Linked DNA regions of Homo sapiens: region 2 is linked to region 1. A link is an interaction called in ENCODE POLR2A ChIA-PET data of the cell type or tissue named here. Cell type or tissue: PC-3. All regions are shown on one strand. Each heading gives the region's core, and the rest is flanking DNA. Links, peaks and the distances in the headings are about the cores only. Region 1 overlaps DENND5A (DENN domain containing 5A). Region 2 overlaps DENND5A (DENN domain containing 5A).

Evidence for each region. Peaks named below come from ENCODE experiments on the same cell type or tissue, not always from the same donor. Only the 100,000 strongest peaks of a DNase experiment are listed, where the experiment ranks them.
Region 2: POLR2A ChIA-PET joins it to region 1 with 5 read pairs; 3 of 35 experiments call an interaction of 5 or more read pairs at or near these places.

Annotation. Positions count from the first base shown.
Region 1 is chr11:9,147,463-9,156,661 of GRCh38, forward strand. It overlaps DENND5A (DENN domain containing 5A), which reads right to left. Exons shown (of 23, transcript NM_015213.4): 13 at 4,896-4,980; 14 at 3,218-3,302; 15 at 2,619-2,747. Among named protein-coding and RNA genes, the nearest start is that of SCUBE2, 60 kb to the left of the region's middle. In PC-3, for the core only: no CTCF peak of the experiment used is centred there; a DNase peak (open chromatin) is centred at 3,239; H3K27ac peaks cover 1,332 bases.
Region 2 is chr11:9,205,550-9,214,748 of GRCh38, forward strand. It overlaps DENND5A (DENN domain containing 5A), which reads right to left. Exons shown (of 23, transcript NM_015213.4): 2 at 2,012-2,083; 3 at 1,124-1,233. Among named protein-coding and RNA genes, the nearest start is that of DENND5A, 55 kb to the right of the region's middle. In PC-3, for the core only: no CTCF peak of the experiment used is centred there; no DNase peak of the experiment used is centred there; H3K27ac peaks cover 349 bases.

The DNA.
Region 1 (9,199 bases), core at 1,690-5,689:
AAGGATGACACAGGTCTTCTCAGGCTTCTAGCTAGGCTGTCAGCTAGTGTATGGTGTGTGAGTGGCAGTGGATGAAGGTCTGTGGTCACCATTCATCACCAGGCCTAGTTTCGAACCCTGAGTAGATCTGAGAGCCACAAGTCAGAACACTGCTCTGAATGGGGGTATAAGCCTAGGACAGATTCAGAGGCGAGAAAGGGCAGGCTTCTGCTCCCGCCTCTGATCCAGGTCACAGGCAAGGAAGAGCCATGCAGATCATATCCTTCCCCTTTTTTCAAACTTTCTCCCTTCATTTTCACTGCCTATTCATCAGAGGTCAACTCCTTTGCCTGACATTCCAGGCCCTCCGCAGCTTCAAAGCAATGATATCTTCCCCCAAATAGAGGAGACACCCAGAGCCAAATGTACAGGCCTTCAACACAAAGAACAAAAGAAGACAACTGTCCTGGTTGTCCAAGCTGCAATCACCATGGCCAGACGGGTACAGAATTCAGAACTGTGAGGTTCTACCTAGCCAGGTTTACAAGGCACTTTCAACAGATAATTTATCAACCCAGGCCTGTTATGTCCAGGTGCTGGAGAGGAAAGCGCCTATCCTCAAATGCAGTCTAAGTGAATAAATCAGGTAAAGGCCATGGTATAGGACTGCTCACAATGAATAATCAAACAAAAGGCTGTTTCTGGGAATTTAAAGAGCCATACGCTTCAGTGGTCCTGGAAGGCCTTCTAGAACAAGAGGGACCTGAAGGGCAGCAGAAATTTAGACAACTGTTGTACAGACAGGTTTGGAAACCAGTTTGGCTGGAGTTGAGGGTTCAGGGAAGTGATCAGTTAGCAATGAGACTAAGAAGTTAAGCTACTGTACCAAAGGTGTCAAATGAAAAAAAAAAAAGGCTATTCAAATGAAGGAAGGTCCTAAAATTTTAAACTAAGGAGTTTGCAATCTGCCCAGTAAGTAAGGGGTTTCTGCAATTTGCCCTAGAAAAAGAGACAGCCATGACCAACTTCAGGAAATTTAAATTTAGTGCAGGTGAGAAGTGAAAGGGAAATGAGGATTAAACTAAGTCTGTGCAGTAAAAATGGTAAGGAGACAGGTGGGACAGAGGTGAAGAACCTGAAACCTGTATGTGGGAGATAAAGCAAAGCAAGGAGTCAAAACTGACTCCAAATTTTCAGTGTAGGTACGGAGAAGAAGTGGGGGTAAGCTTTTCAGAGAGCACAGTGGTGACATTAACAAAAAATCTGAGAGTAAAGTAGTTATGGTGAAGACTCTGTGAAGCTTGCTTTTGTTCTCTCTGAGCTAAAGATAGAATATCAGAATGGAAATAAATGCAGGAGTGGAGTTTAAAAGACATGTCAGGGCTAGAACTTCAGATGTGGGCATCTCCTGCTTAGAGGTGAGAGAAGTCATGAGAATTGGGTGAGATCACCAAGTAAGAGAGCAAGCGAGAAAGCAACAAAGAAACTGTGTGCATGCAAAGAATTGAAGATGGTGAAAGCCAACACTGTGCAAAGAGTAAGCGGAGAAAGAGAACAAGATGGTATAAGGTCATGGCAGCCACATAAAGTGAGTTTCAAGGTAAAGGGGGCACTACATGGTATTAGTCACTGCAGACAAGTTAAGGAGAAAGAGTTTAGGCTCCCTATATGGGAGCTAACTCATTTCTTCCTTTGGAATTTAGAATTCAGTGGGTCCCATGAATACACAGCCCCCATGAATATACAACCCTGCCTCCACCTTATCCCATCTCCAAGCTACAAACAGTCTTGGGGGCTAGCTGGAAATCCCAGAGACTGAGGGACATTCTATCAAGATATACTCTTCATAGACTGTCCACCTCCTGTCTGTGCAGCTAAGCATACCTTTTATGTGGGCTGGCTGAATCCCTAGTGGATGCCAAGCAACATGCTCAGCCTTGGGAAAGGGACAGGTTTATGCCTTCAATGAAAGCAAACTTCAGTAAGTAGCAAGCAAATAGACAATGATAATACAACACATCATGGTGAAAAGGGGATGAACAAATATTCTAACAAATGTTATGCATGCCTGGAAGAGGGATGAACCACGTTTCTGGGGAGTCCAGGAAAACTCTGGGAAAGAAAACTGAGCCCTGAAGAAGTTTACCAGGTAGAGTGTGGACAGGGACTAGGGTCATGCAGAAGTACAGACAAGAAAAGGCTACAGACATCCCGAGAGGGGTGAGGGGTATGATGTGTTGAACAAGAGAGAGAAGAGGACATCTCAGAAGTTTCCTTTTAATTCTCCAATCCTTTGCTCCCCAGAACAGGAAAGAGACAAAGGAAACGCCTTATGTCCAAGAGGTATACATGTCACCTGAATACAGGAAGGAGAGGAAGACCTCATCCTTCCCACTACCTCTCCAAGAAAGCTAGTTTTGGGCATGCAGGTTGAGAAGACAGGGAGAACCAATATAGCGGAAGTATTCTTCTACTGATAAAAAGGGAGAAGAGGAAATACTGCAAAACCTTCATAAGCAAAGAGGTTAGCTGAATGCAGCAGCAATGTCACACTGAATACTCCCCCTTCCCACACAAGTTTCCAATCTCTTCCCTCCATTCCTGGGAGCCTGCTTCTACTCCTGGCGGAGCAGCCTTACTTGGTGAGCTCATGGTCTGAGAGGAGCTGCTTCAGGTGTCTGGAAAGTAACTTTTTTTCCATGGACAGTCGCACCCATGCTCTGGCCTTTCCCACATCAGTCTTGATTTCCCCGATGTTCTGGATGTGCCTGGAGGAAGAATGTAAAAAGGAAGTGGAGGGTGGGATGGGAGATGAACTCACTGCCAATAACTTACCTGTAAAGCCAAAGGAGACCTGCTGAGACAGACTTATCTCACCCTGGGAGAGCCTATCTCTATATTCTCCAAATACTGGGCTTCCATGTAGCTTTACCAGATAGGCTCACCATATTTTGGGAGGAAAAAAGACAGTACAGCCCTTAAAAAGCCAGGCTAACTCTGAGCCCTTAGGGCCTGAGATACTCTCCTATGCTCCCTCACCTCCAAAAATGCCAGGAAACCCAACGGTTTGTACAGCTTTACAAATGTATTATGAAACACAAGGCTTTGTGATTAGGAGGGCTTCCATGTTAGCTGAGATGCTGTAGCAGCCACTGAGACCTTGTTACTAAAAGTGGACACCTAAGCAGCAACTGAAAACAGGATTTTAGTGGCTTATTACATGTGAGCCCATACTGACCTCATATCCTGAATCAGGGAGATCCTCAGGGGAGGCATGAGTGAGCTGGCATCAGACTTCCTACGTTCTGAATCAAGAAGTATTCCTAGAATAAACAAGTTGGTCATGTCCAAAGAGATCTGAATATCCAAATAGCTGACTGCCCTTCCCTTACCTTAAATCACAAATTGCTATGGGAAACAGGTGGTTACACTGGTAACACTTTAATTGATTGTTTCATAAATATTTATGAAATTCCTACTAGAGACCGAATTTTACATTTTTATGGATATTATCTCATTTAATTCTCTAACAATTTATAAGGTAGCCAAAAAAGATATCACAATTTCCCCCACTTAACAGAGAAGGAAAATGACATTCAGAGAGGTTAGCTGCTTTGCCTATGTCACCAAGCAGCAAAGTCAGTACTGGAACACAGACCTCCTGGCTCCTAGTCTATCATGCTCTCACCATGATCCACAGAAGCAGTGCTTCCACTTGGAGCCACTACTCACATCCTGTTCTGGCTTCACAGCAGCCTACAAAAGCCCAAGAGAATATATAAAGAACAAGAATGTTCTGGTTCTGTTCCAGAATGATAGGACCTCTAGGAGAAGAGAAGATATAATACCTTTATATCCTCATGTCTGGCCTAATGTTTAAAACTTAGTATTTTCATCATCAAGCTGTTGAGAATTTTTGGCTACAGTTTATTCCTCAGCAATGACTTCTATAGCATTCTTAATAAGAACCTGCTTTTACACATCCAGAAAGCGGGCCAAAAAAATTCCTCATAAGCCTACCTGGAGAACTCTTGTCTCTAGTTTTCAGCCAATTATCTCCCCAGGTTCAGTGCTAGTTAAGGTCAACTAGTTCAAGGGCAACGAGTTCATGCCCATCTTTTTACCCCATTTAACTCACCTTTACCATTAAGATAAAAACATCCAAGAAAGGTAAACAAATGTCTGGCAGAGTGGAGAACAAAGGATGATGTGAAGGGGAGATGCACCCAAGAAGTAAAAGAAGCAGGGAGACTAGCCTGGAAAGGACACTGTAGGATGGTCTAAACATCAGAGCAGGAGATAAGATGACTGGCTCTTGTTTGGCCTCTTCCATGAGCTCACTTTGTGATCTTAAGTAAATTCAATTCCTCTCCAGACTCGTTTCCTCCTCTTGTAAAATAAAGGGCCTGGACTAGATGACCTCTGGAGTTGCCACAAACTCTGACATTTTTATTAGGTTAGAAACAGAAAGGAAGTATAAGGGATCATTCACACCAGGACTTGACTTTGAGGAGGTCCAAGGAAGGACACTGACCAACAGCTCTCTTGACTAACGGGATAGATAATCATAATGCCCATGTCAGAGAAATAAAACAAAAGACTCTGAAAACAGCCTGCTCCAAACCCAGGACACCAGTACCACAGTAAAACCCATATTCATTCTGAGACTGGCCTCTTGCCCAAATAAATTTTCTATCTTGCCGATAAAAAGGGTATAGAAATACATAATGAAAGCAAATGCCATGGTTTTGGTATGCTCTGTGGTTCAGAGAGTCTGGTGGCTCCATATTTAAAAGAGAAAACATTCCAGAGCAAAAGCTTCTTCGACCTGGAATAGTTTGCTTCAAAGTGATCACGCCAGTGGGTGATGGAAAAGTGGAGAGAGGGCAGACTCTCCATTGCAGAGACTATCTTACCTGAGGTACTGAGGCTTCCTGATGTGAGTTTTCTCTGCCGGTTGTCCTGATAATGTAACAGGTGGGACCATAAGGCTGATTTCCCCTGGAACCAATGCAAGGGAGAAACACCTATCAGTTTAGATTTCAGGGGTCAAGGCTTTCAACATACAGATAGAAGCTTTTGCTAAAAAAATATATGTACTGTTTCTTGTTTCAATGTACATCCAGGACACAGTGTATGCAAATATATCAATTTACTAAAATCCAGAAGAAATATAAACAATGGAAGGTAACAGAAAAAGGAAAGGGTCCCCTACTGGGAATAGAAAGGAGATGGGAAAGAGAGCCTGGTAAGGGACCAGTGGATAAGAAAGAAAAAAGCAGCTGGGCACGGTGGCTCACACCTGTAATCCCAACACTTCAGGAAGCCGAGGCGGGCAGATCACTTGAGGTCAGGAGTTCGATTCCAGCCTGGCCAACATGGTGAAACCCTGTCTCTACTAAAAATACACAAATTAGCAGGATGTGGTGGTGCATGGCTATAATCCCAGCTACTCAGGAGGCAGGAGAATCACTTGAACCCGGGAGGCAGAGGTTGCAGTGAGCCTAGATCGCACCATTGCACTCCAGCCTGGGCGACAGGGTGAGACGCCGTCTCAAAAAAAAAAAAACAAAAAAGAAAGAAAGAAAAAAGCAGGCCAGGCACAGTGTCTCACACCTGTAATCCCAACCCCAACACTGGGAGGCCAAGGCGGGCGGATCACTTGAGGTCAGAAGTTCGGGACCAGCCTAGCCAACACAGCAAAACCCTTACTAAAAATACAAAAATTAGCCGGGAGTGGTGGCACACGCCTGCTGTCCCAGCTACTCGGGAGGCTGAGGCAAGAGGATCACTCGAACCGAACCTGGGAGGTGGAGGGAGTTGAACCTGGGGGGCAGAGGTTGCAGTGAGCCAGGATCATGCCGCTGCACTCCAGCCTGGGTGACAGAATGAGGCTCCCTCTCAAAAAAAAAAAAAAAAAAAAAAAAAAGAAGCAAATGACCTATCATCCTCTAAATGGTCTGCTGGTTTTATGTCAGCTTGATGGCTTTTGCACAGAGGAGTGGATATCCAGCCTATAAGCTTCCATCTTAGCTCCTGAATTTCCTAAAATATTTAAAGTTATTCCTTTAAATATTGTTCTAGTCCTGATTTTGCTACTTGGTGAACTAGGCAAAGCAGTTTGGTGAACTTCTCTGAATGTCAGTTTCCTTCTCTGTTAAGTGGGGGAAACTGTGGTATCTTTGGCTACCTTATAAGTTGTTAGTGCAGGCCAGGGAGAGTAAGTCATCACTATAACAAGGATTTACTATTGAAGGTATAGTTGAAGAAATGTGCAGAAAGGTAGGCTGGTACTTAACTGCATGGCTGAAATAAACTACAGTCAATATAATAGAACCTTGGCGTTTGGAAAGGTAAGAACTGCACTTTAAACCATTTGAGATATGTAGCAATTTGTCATTTTGCCAAGGCACAAACCTGAATAGTATTTGCAAGCCTGATGTGAGGGAGTAATTCACCTGGGTAATGAGTGAGCCCAGCTGGTCACCCAGCAACTGCTTTGTCTCTTTCTAATCATCGTTCAGTACATCATAACCCTTGTTAAGTGATAACTTTATTTCAGATTCATGGTAAATGTTCCCATGCAGATAATAAAATAATATAAAGGTGGTATGTTTGTTTTAGTAAGATTACAATAATTTTATAAATGACTTTGGTTCTATAATAATGATAGAAGCTACCAGGTCTTGAGGCTTACTATGAACTAAGCACTATGTCAGATGTTCAAAATACAATATTTTAATTAATGCTCCCAACAGTCTAATAAGGTAGATATCTCTATCCCTATTTTCTGTAGAGAAGAAGAAATTGAGGATCGGAAAGGTTAAGTTAACTTGTAAGAGGTCACACCGTTAGTAAGCAGAGTGTTGGGATTCAAGCTTAAGTCTATCTAATGTCAAAACCATTGCTCTTAATAACTATGCTACACGAGATGCTTCTGAAAAGATCATTTAACTTTTTAAGTTATACTTTCTGAGGAAAATTTTGTGCTATGGAATTAATGTGAAGATTTAAGGTCTTAAGATATACCCCATGAGAATACTGAGGGTCTATTTTGTTTCTATTCACAAACTTGATCTACTCTGGGGAAAAAAAAAAACAAACATCTGAATGGTAGGAAACCCTCGCTATAGATCAGCAAGCTGTCAAAATAAGCTTGCTGTATGTTTGTACTTCCTACAAAATTCATAAACTTAAAACCCAACAACTTCAAAGACAATTTTTAAAATATATAAAAACTAAAATTAGAAAATACCAGGTTTTATTCATCCAAATAACAAATATTTGAAAAAAAAAATGTCTAACAACATTAATGAGACTTACAAATCCTATACTAACTGCTTCTAAGAAGGTCTATTGTTTCCTGTTGGGAGCCAAAAAGAAAAAAAAATTTTAATTTAAAAAACTTAAAAAAAAAAAGAAGGTTGACTGGGCGCAGTGGCTCACATCTGTAACCCCAGCACTTTGGGAGGCCGAGGTGGGTGGACCACCTGAAGTCAGGAGTTCGAGACCAACCTGGCCAACAGGAGGAAACCCCATCTCTACTAAAATACAAAAATTAGGCGCGCATGGTGACAGGCACCTGTAATCCCAGCTACTCAGGAGGCTGAGGCAGGAGAACTGCTTGAACCCAGGAGGCAGAGATTGCAGTGAGTCAAGATGGCACTACTGCACTCCAGCCTGGGCAACAGGGTGAGACTCCATTTAAAAAAAAAAAAAGGTCTATTAATGTATCTAACAGATAATATAAGAGCTTAAAATATTTATGGTCTTTGACTTAGTAATTCAACTTCTAGAAATCCATTCATCCTTCCATCTACCACAACCATTAGAAAGTAGGCTCCCCAGCATCTAGGCAGACTAGGAAAGCAGCCTAAGATAAATTAATAGAACTGTCTGAATGTGGCACACATTAAGTACAGCTGGTGACCAGAGAGCCTGACATGCAATAACACTAAAGAGCCAAGGACAAGGGCAAAATCAGGCCACTATACCAGAAGAAGGAAGCCCCTGGCTCACAATGTTTACAGAGGTGAGGAGAAAGAGCAAGGGCAGGAGTGGAAGAGCAGCAGCTGGGCTGCTCTTTGGTCTTTCTAGTTCAAGAGACATGGCCTACTCTTTTTCCTCTTTTGCAAAGGGTCTGATTGGGATTGCAAGGTTCAATACAGCCTGACTATCCATTTATGGACATGGACACACAATAAACTGCATCAGATTCTACAAGAATGTCATAAGCAAGAAAGATAAGTAACAACTCCTTTTCATGTGTCAACCCTAAATGGCAGCAGTTACAAAACCAGTATGAAAAACCAAACCTCTATCTGATAGAAAAACATACTATAGGTGGAAGCCCATCTCCTTGGAAGATGTCACTGAAAGCCAAAGAGAGTGGTGAGGATAACAGAGGTTCTTATGAAGACTTGCTGCAGGCAGCCTTACATCCAAGCAGTCAAGGCTAGTAACAAAATTTAAGAGGCCAGCAGCAAAAATGCTGTTTGGGTTCTCTCTACTTTCTGAGCAGATAATAATGGGCGGTTGCTTAGGAAGGTACCCCCACAAGGGCATAATAAAATCACCCTCTGAGAGCAAATTTAGTCACAATCTGGGTGTATGATAAAGGACAGCAGGTAACCAGGGTGTGACCGCTGGATTGGAAGATAACTGAAGAATGTCTCAGCAGGATAAAGCCAGCAAAATGGAGGCCTAGGGAGAACATGGTGTTAGGAACCCAACATAGATCATCAGGGTCAATCTCCAGCTGAACACGTATCCCTAAGAGCATTAACGCCATGCCAGCAAGAACAGATCCTCACTCTCCTCTGGTGACACTGTCACTGCTTCACTTCCAGAGCTCCAAAAGCCAGGACTCAGAACAAAATGGAACCTCAACTAAAAAGCCCCCATTATTTTGCACTGGTTTCTCACCAAACAAGCAGCCTAACTCTCCAAAATAAGAGGGGGCTCAAATGAACTCTAAAAGAAATTCCAGTCTGGCCAACATGGTGAAACCCCACTTCTGCTAAAAATACAAAAAAATTAGCCGGACGTGGTGGCCTGAGCCTGTAATCCCAGCTACTCGTGAGGCTGAGGCAGGGGAACTGCTTGAACCAGGGAGGTGGAGGTTGCAGTGAGCCAAGATCGCGCCATTGCACTCCAGCCTGGGCAACAGAGCGAGACTCCGTCTCAAAAAAAAAAAAAAAAGATACAAAAATTAGCCAGG
Region 2 (9,199 bases), core at 1,854-5,853, 58 kb after region 1:
GTATGCATCAAACAAGACCATCCTCTAAAAACTACAGAATGCTATTAAAAATGTAATAGAAGGCCAGGTGCAGTGGCTCACGCCTATAGTCGCAGCACTTTGGGAGGTCAAGGTAGGCGGACTGTTTGAGCCCAGGAATTTGAGAACAGCCTGGACAACAGAGCAAAACACTGCTTCTATAAAAAAAAAATCCAAAAAGTAGCCAGGCATAGTGTCGTGCACCAGTAGTCCCAGCTACTCGGGTGGCTGAGGTGGGAGGATCACTTGAGCTCAGGAGGATGAGGCTGCAGTGAGGCAAGATCACACCACTGCTCTCCAACAGCCTGGGTGACAGAATGAGACCCTGTCTCAAAATCAAATGTAATAGAGGCAGTACAAAGATAAGGTTAAGAGCAGAGGTCTGGAACCAGACTACAGTGCTCAAACTCCAACTCAACTACTTATTGGCCATGCGAGCTTGAATACATTACCTAACCTCTTTGGATCTTAATTTCTTCATCTGTAAAATATGTACGTGTGTATGTGTTTATTTAATACTACCCATGTAAAGAGTACTGTAAGGATTAAATAAGTTAATTCATATAAAATGCTTATTAGAGTGCCTAGCACAAGGTGAATATTCAATAAAGGTTAGCTTACTCTAGTGGTATATTCTTCCACATGAGATTTTTAAATGCTGTCCTATCTAAAATTATGATGAAACAAAAAAATGAAAATAAAATTATGATGAAACAAAAATACCCACTTCTGTCATATTACTTAGATATATACAGTGCAGAATGAAAGAAAACAATTTTAAACTAGTGAAGTTTAAAATTGACTCATCATATAATCTCAATGCAATAAATAATCAACAGATCAGGACCACAAAATAAGTTCACTGACACAATACTATGTATTTCTCTGACACAACAGAAACACATTATAACTTTTAGCATATTTAATATATTCTGAATATTTGGTATTTTGACCAAAATGCAGAATAATAAACAATATGCATTATAATCCTTTCTTCAAAAGTTATTGGTATTTGGTGGCACCACTGCTACCACAGCCTGAACTCACAATCCTATTATAAATTACTCTGTAAATTATCTCATACTTGTGGCTAACAAATACCAACCATTCCTACTGCATCTTGGTCAAAGGGATTCCATTCTACGTTCTCAGGATATCGTGCAAGGACCTTAGATTTGAATGTTCTTCTCAATGGTGTCTGCTCAAAATTTTCTCCTGTAAGAAAAAGAATGAAGTAAATCATTTCTACAAAATCCCTTTAAGTCACAGGGTTATAAATGTCTGAGCTTGGTAGTCCAGCAAGGTACAGAAATGAAGGCAAGGGGGTTAGTATGCCAACCATCTAAGAATAAAAATAGGAAAGGCATTAAAGTTATTAGGTCAGTAAAGAAGCTGAAAAAGTATAGCATGGTTAATGTCAGACATCACTAGCTGTCAGTTCTTCTTCAAAATGAAATTACTACTCAAACCCAATGGTTAATTTTCATGGGAGAGAGTGAGAAAGCACAAGGAATGACAAGGATTGTATCTATCTTTTTTTTTTCCCTGAAAGCCACATTTAATTTGCTTAAAGTCAACTAAAAACATCACAGAAGCATATTTTACCTAAAATTCAGAATAAACTATGCATTTCAATGATCTCTGGGAAAAATACAAAGAAATGAAAAGATGTAAGAACATTAACGAAGCAGATTTCAGGGTAAATCTAATGAGATATTCTGTCAATTCAGAATTACTTGAAATTTCTGGAATTGTCCTTTGTTTTCCCATTCCCCCTCCTAAAAACACTAAAGTATATTGAAATAACAACATTAAAGTGAAGAGAGAAAGAACCAAAGAACCCACCACCTAGAGGGATACAAATCTGAAAAATCTAGTGGTCAAAAAAGGCACAAGAAAGTTAGAAGGTCAAAGGTTACAAAATGCCACTGGAGAGATATATGTAAGAACCATTAGAAAGCTTTGGGTGTTCTCAATTTTGTTTTGTTTTTACCTTCAGTCGTACTTGAAATGAAAGGGCTGGCACCATCCCTGGCTTTAGAAGCCTGTATGTACTGGCATAATGCTATATGATAAATGAAATAACAGAGTATTACAATAAAGCAGTGTTATTCAAACTTTTTTGACCATTATTCCAGTACAAATTACATTTTACATTATGAAACAATAAACACATACATGTATGTGTATACATAAATTTACCTAAAGCAAAAATTTCACAAAACAATACTTACCTTTACTATATATATAATGTCCTCTCATATTTCCTACTCTATATCATTAAAACAAAAAATGCTGACTGCAGACCTACTAATTATCATAATTCAGTTTGAAAAACATTATAATACGGTATAGTAGAACGAAGAGCTCAACTGATACCAAATTACTATAAAGTCACTAGTGCTTTATCTAAAAGTATACTATCCCAAATATTGCTTTTCCTAAGGAATTAGGGAGTGTGGGACAAATTAAATGCATATAAACAGTTCAAACAAACAAATCTCAGGTGTCGGGGGAACATAATCAAGGACAATTCAAGTGAAATCTATACCTGTTTACTGAGTAATCAAGGGACTTAGATATTGTGAGGAATAGAGATGAACCAGACAAAGCACATACCCTCAATGATCTCAGTGTCAAATATACAGGAAAAAGAACATACACATACAAATAACCATTTCACAGGAAGGCTATTATCTGGGAGGCTCCAGATCTTTCACCTACGTGGCCTAACCATTCAGAGTACACTTGCACAGGGTCCTGTTTGCGTGTGCTAGTTGACAGAATAAATTCTGTTACAAATGTAGTTTTTCTAAGTTGGTCTGGAACCTAAAGGGACTTGTGGTTATTAAGGAAAATGCATTCTTCACTATCACAGGATGAGATGCACCTAAGTCAGAAAATCCTTTACCCTAAATCAATCCCAAAGGCACCTCAAAAGTTTCTAAAAGAGAAAAGTTTATAATAACTCTAAGGCACCTGTTCCAGAAACTAATAATAATTCCAGTCAGAAAGTTACTGCTTTTATAACTACAATCTCTCCTCTATTTTCTCTGAGGTTTTGTCCATCATCAGAAGCAGCAGCTCACTTATTCACAATTTTCAAATTCTGATAGGACCCAACCTTCTTTCTGTTATTAAAAGCAAGTGCCACAATTTCATTCCTCTTATTTCCTGATCCTTCTTCCAAACAAATTCTTCTGAAACTTTCTTTTTGAGTAAATTTCGTCCCTCAAAATACATTTGGTAATCTTCACTAAAGACTGGCAAAAATCAGCAGGCAGCTGGTAATAGCTGCAGCAACAAGGCCTACAGCTTATGTAGAGCTAGGCTCAGAGCTTTCTGTAACACCTGCAGAGCCCACCCATGGTAAGCCTGCACTTACTGTACAAAGTAATTAAGCAGCAAGCCGCTGACATAATGATCTCGTCTACAGTCTGAAATTCTTGGGATGTATTTTTAAACTGCATTCATGTCTGAAAGAAGATAACTGTTTCTTCCTCCTAAGCTTCTTCACTTTCAGTTATCAGTTTGTTCATTTCTTCCTAACTAGCCAGAAAATCCCCTCAGTAAAAACCACGAAATATCACAACAGAGAGAGGAATCAGGACAACTATCACCGTTCTCTGTAAAGGAAAGACGCCTTCCTAAAATGGCTCTAGGCGTCTATGGCCATAACCACCCTAAATGCGCCTGATCTCATCTAAAATGGCTGTAAGGAGCTCCCTAAGACATGACATGCATGTGTGAGAAGATAGGAAAGCTGAGTGATTAAGGGGAGAACTTTTTAAAAGTGAGATGAAGAATGGAGCCAAAGGTGAGCATGACCAGCTGATCTGAAGTGTGGTCAAAAGGGAGAGAAAGGCTATGAATCACTGGAGAAGTGATTGTTAGAGCCTCTGTCCCCACCACCACCTCTCCACATCTGCCCCTTCTTTAAATTAGCTAAGGGAAGAAGTCTTGTTAAAGAGTCTGGTTCTAAATAAAGGACTATACGGGGTGCCAAAGTTAGACAAATGTCCTTCTGTGAATTAGACTGGACCAGTAGCAAGAGCAAAGTATTTTCTCCATAAGGGGAAAGGAGATGTATAAAGAAGTATGAGGGCCCTGAAAACAAATCATATTCTCATTTCAGCCGCTCTACAAAGAGTGCCAGAAAAGGTAAGAGAAGGGGATTCACAAACCTAAGATTTTTTTTAGTGAAATGATTCACTCATCATTTACTTAGGGCTGAGTTTTAAGAATAAACAGTAAGGGGCTGGGCACGGTGGCTCATACCTGTAATCCCAGCACTTTGGGAGGCTAAGGTGGGTGGATCACTTGAGGTCAGGAGTTACAAACCAGCCTGGCCAACATGGTGAAACCCCATCTCTACTAAAAAATACAAAAATTAGCCAGGCGTAGTGGCGGACACCTGTAATCCCAGCTAACTGGGAGGCTGAGGCAGGAGAATCACTTGAACCCGGGGGATGGAGGTTGCAGTGAGCTGAGATCACACCATTATACTCCAGCTTGGGTGACACAGCAAGACTCCATCTCAAAAAAAAAAGAGAAGAAACAGTAGGAAAACTTAATCCTCAGAAACACCTACATAGGCCCACCTCCTGAAACCTGTGTATCACAGGTACCTTAAATTCTCAATTATTTAGACCCTTGGAAATTCAAACAATATTAGGAATATGACATCACCAACATGACTGTCCTATTGTCCTAGAAACAACGACTAATTATTTGTTCAACACATATAGATTATACAAACATCAGCAGATCCAGATATAAGATCTAAAGCCCATTTCCAAGAACAATTTCAAAATTAGTCAACTATGTGTGAGTCTATCTTTGTGAATCTGCTTCCAAGGAAGTACAGTTCAAATCAATCATAACAGACTTTTTTTTAAAGCATACATGCCTTACAAGAACTTCTAATAGGTTTTTTATCTGTTCTGTTTTGACCAAGCCAGAAATAAATCGACATTTGTTGTTGTTGTTGTTTTGAGATAAGGTCACACTCTGTTGCCCAGGCTGGGGTGCAGTGGCACAATCACGGCTCACTGCAGCCTCAACCTCCTGAGCTCAGGCTATCCTCCCACCTCAGCCTCCAGAGTAGCTAGGACCACCACGCCCAGCTAATTGTTTAAATTTTTTTGTAGAGTCAGGGTCTAGCTAGGTTGCCCAGGTTGCTCTCAAATTCCTGGGCTTACGCAATCCTCTGACTTCAGCCTCCCTTACAGGCATGCTCCACCACACCCAGTTTAAAGACATTTTTATATCTGGCCTCTTGAAGGTGATAGGGAGGATAATATAAAGATCTGTGAAACTACAATGGGAAAAAATTGATTTTATCAACAGAATATTTTATGTCTAGTTCATACAGATTCTGCTTCCAGTCATGGCAGAGTAGCTCCCTTCAGACCAACTTTCCTGCAGACAAGTATGAGCTTGTCTGGAGAATTAAAAAGCAAGAAGATTCTCAAGTAGGGAAGAAGGTCAGCACTTCAAAGAAGGTAATGATACTGGGTGAGTTTCCCTTTTTTATGGCTTCCAGTCAGGCAAGTACCTGTCTGTCATAAGAGGTGGGTAAAACTCAAAAACTCATAATCTTACTAGCTTAAGAAACCAGAGGGCAAATTTTAAGGCAAACCACAGCAGCTGGGAAGTGAAAGAGGGAGATTCCAGAGAGAACCACAGAAGGGAAGACCCAAAAATCTGTGTACAAACTCTGCCTACAAACCTGGCTGATCCCTGAAACACGCATGCATGGAGAAGACCCCAAGCAGCCAAGTTAAGGGTAAAAGAACTGAACTGAAATTTAAGTTGCCACCCACTACAGGGAAACAGTTAACTTAAAAATAATAACAATAATAATAATAAAATAAAAAAAGAATGCTCTCTGGAGGGAGGTAACAGAATCTAGTTCTTTACAATCCAGAACTGCTCAGCATATAAAGAAACAGGAAAATATGACCCATTCTCAAGAGAAGAGTCAATCAACAGAAACCAACCCTGAGTTTACTCAAATACTGGAATTAGCAAACAAGAATTTTAAAGCAGCTATGATCATAATGAATGAAAAAATAGATCTCAGGCCAGACATGGTGGCTCACTCCTGTAATCCCAGGACTTTGGGAGGCCGAGGCGGGAAGATCACGAGGTCAGGAGTTCGAGACAAGCCTGGCCAATATGGTGAAACCCCGTCTCTACTAAAAATATAAAAATCAGGCGGGTGTGGTGGCGTGTGCCTGTAGTCCCAGTTACTGGGGAGGCTGAGGCAGAAGAATCTCTTGAGGTTGAGGTGGAGATTTCAGTAAGCCAAGATCGTGCCACTGCACTCCACCCTGGGCAACAGAGCAAGACTCCGTCTCAAAAAAAAAAAAAAAAAAAACAGATCTCAACAGAGAACAGACATTACAATGCAGTGGGCTGGCTTAAAAGCAGATTGGAAATGACAGGAGAGATACTGACCTTGAAAAATGAACAACAAAAATTATCCAATCAGAAATACAGACAGAAAAAAGGATTAGGAAAAGAAAGAGCTGGCTGGGCGTGGTAGCTCACACTTATAACCTCAGCACTTTGGGAGGCCAAGGTTGAGAGGACTGCTTGAGGCCAGGAGTTCAAGACCAGCCTAGGTAACACAGCAAGACCCCATCTCTACACAATAAAATGTATAAATTAAAAAAGAAAAGGGCAGCAGGAGAGAGGACCTCAGAGATGTGTGGGGCAACAAGTCTAACATAATATAATTGGAGTTCCAGAAGGAAAATAGAAAGAATGAGGCAGAAAACAATATTTGAAGAATTAATAATCAAAATTTTCCCAAATTTGGTAAAAGACAAAAATTTACAGATTCAAAAAGCTCAATGGACTCCAAGCAGTATAAATGCCAATAAAATAATACACAAGTACACCACAGACAAACTTCTAGAAACCAATGATAAGAGAGAACCTTGAAAAGAGCTAGAAAGAAAGGATACACATTATATTCAAGGGGAAGAAACTGAAATTACTACTGCCTTCTCATCAGAAACAATGAAGGCTAGAAAACATGGAACAACACAAGTACTGAAAAAAAAACACAAATAAATAAAAATCTGTCAAACCCAGAATTTTATGAACAGAAAAAATATCCTTCAAAAATGAGGGCAAATTAAAAACATTTTCAGGCAAAACAGAGAGAATTCATCACCAGTAGACCTGTACAGGAATGAGAAAAGCCAATCACAACAGGTTACGTATTGTGTGATTCCATTTATATAATATTCTTGAAACAATAAAATTAGGGAAACAAAGAATGGTGGGGAAGGGGGAGAGTTGGGTGGTTGTGGGGAGAGGAAGGTAGATGGGTGTGGCTATAAAAGGGCAACCCCAAGAATTCTTATGGTGATGGAACTCTTTGATACCTTGACTATATCAATGTCAAGTTCCTGGTTCTGATTTTTTTTTTTTTTTTTTTGAGACAGAGTTTTACTCTTGTTGCCCAGGCTGGAATGCAATGGTACAATCTTGACTCACTGCAACATCCACCTCCCAGGTTCAAGTGATTCTCCTTCCTCGGCCTCCCGAGTAGCTGGGATTACAGGTGCCTGCCACCACATCCAGCTAATTTTTTTGTATTTTAAATAGTGACGGGGTTTCACCATGTTGGCCAGGCTGGTCTCGAACTCTTGACCGCAGGCAATCCACCCGCCTCAGCCTCCCAAAGTGCTGGGATTACAGGCGTGAGTTTCTGATAATATCTATATAGTTCTGCAAGATGTCACCAATAAGGGAAGCTGGGTAGAGTGCACAGGGGATCTCTCTATTATTTCTTACAATTGCAAATAAATCTATAATTACCTCAAATTTAAAGTTTAACTTAAAAAAAAAACACCTTTTTTTTAATGGTTCTAACAACCTCTCAGGGTTTTTAAAACAGAGGCTGCAGGCAATATATTTCAAGCATTCAAAACTATACTGTGGGCAGGGTACGGTGGCTCACACCTGTAATCCCAGCATTTTGGGAGGCCGAGGCGGGTGCATCAACTGAGGTCAGGAGTTCAAGACCAGCTGGGCCAACATGGTGAAAACCCATCTCTACTAAAACACAAAAATTAGCCAGGCATGGTGGCAGGTGCTTGTAATCACAGCTACCTGGGAGGCTGAGATGGCACGATCGCTTGAACCCTGGAGATGGTGGCTGCAGTGAGCCGAGATTGCACCACTGCACTCCAGCCTGGGTGGCTGAGCGAGACTCCGTCTCCCAAAAAAAAAAGAAGAAGAAGAAGCAGTGAGCCAGGGAGGGGACAAGGGAACCTCTCCTGTTTCAGTATCACATAGACTGCCTCAACTTACCATATCAACAACAATCCTATAAGGTCTATTTCATATTATCTGTAGATCATCTGCAGCAAGAGTGATGAAATTCTTTCCTCTGCGAATGCATACGTCTAAGTTAATATGCTATCCTTTGCATATTGGCATTCTGGGATATACTAAAATTGATACTACTGGTGACCAACCACGGTCATCAACTGAGTGTCGTCCATGCTATAATCAGTTTATTTCCCACACTAAAAGATGGCACTGTATCTTTCCTGTTATAAACACTTGTGAAATAGACTGCCCAATAGCATAGTACTGCTACCAACTCACACTTCTATTTTTTGTGCATGTTGAGAGCCAGGTTGTTTTGTCTTCAACTCTCTGGCTGCTCCAGCATTTCAATTCTCCCTATCTTCCACATAATTTCTGAACCCCTATACAAATCAGAGGGCATCACCTGTCTGATGGCAGGGCACAATGTAGGAAGGGAAGAGATTACACATTTCTAATTAAATGAGAATTAACCTTATCATTACTTTTATTAATAGATGACTTTCATTACTATCAGCACTTTTTAAATAGAGACACCTTAAATACAGGCACACATACACAATAAGGACTGCAGAGCTTTGGAAGCTATCACTCTTCCTTATCTCTTCTTCACATGAAATTGATTTTACAACTCCTACACCGTAAAGAAAAGAAGGTAACTGTTCCTTGAAGAGACAGGCTGTAACTTGGCCCACATCACCAGCTGACTGTGATGCTCAGGAGTCAGACATTCACAAGTAAGTACCCAGAATACAAGCAGTGAACTGTCCACTGCCCCCCAACCCCCACCCACAAGACTTTTTTGTTTTGTTTTGTTTTTTTGAGACGG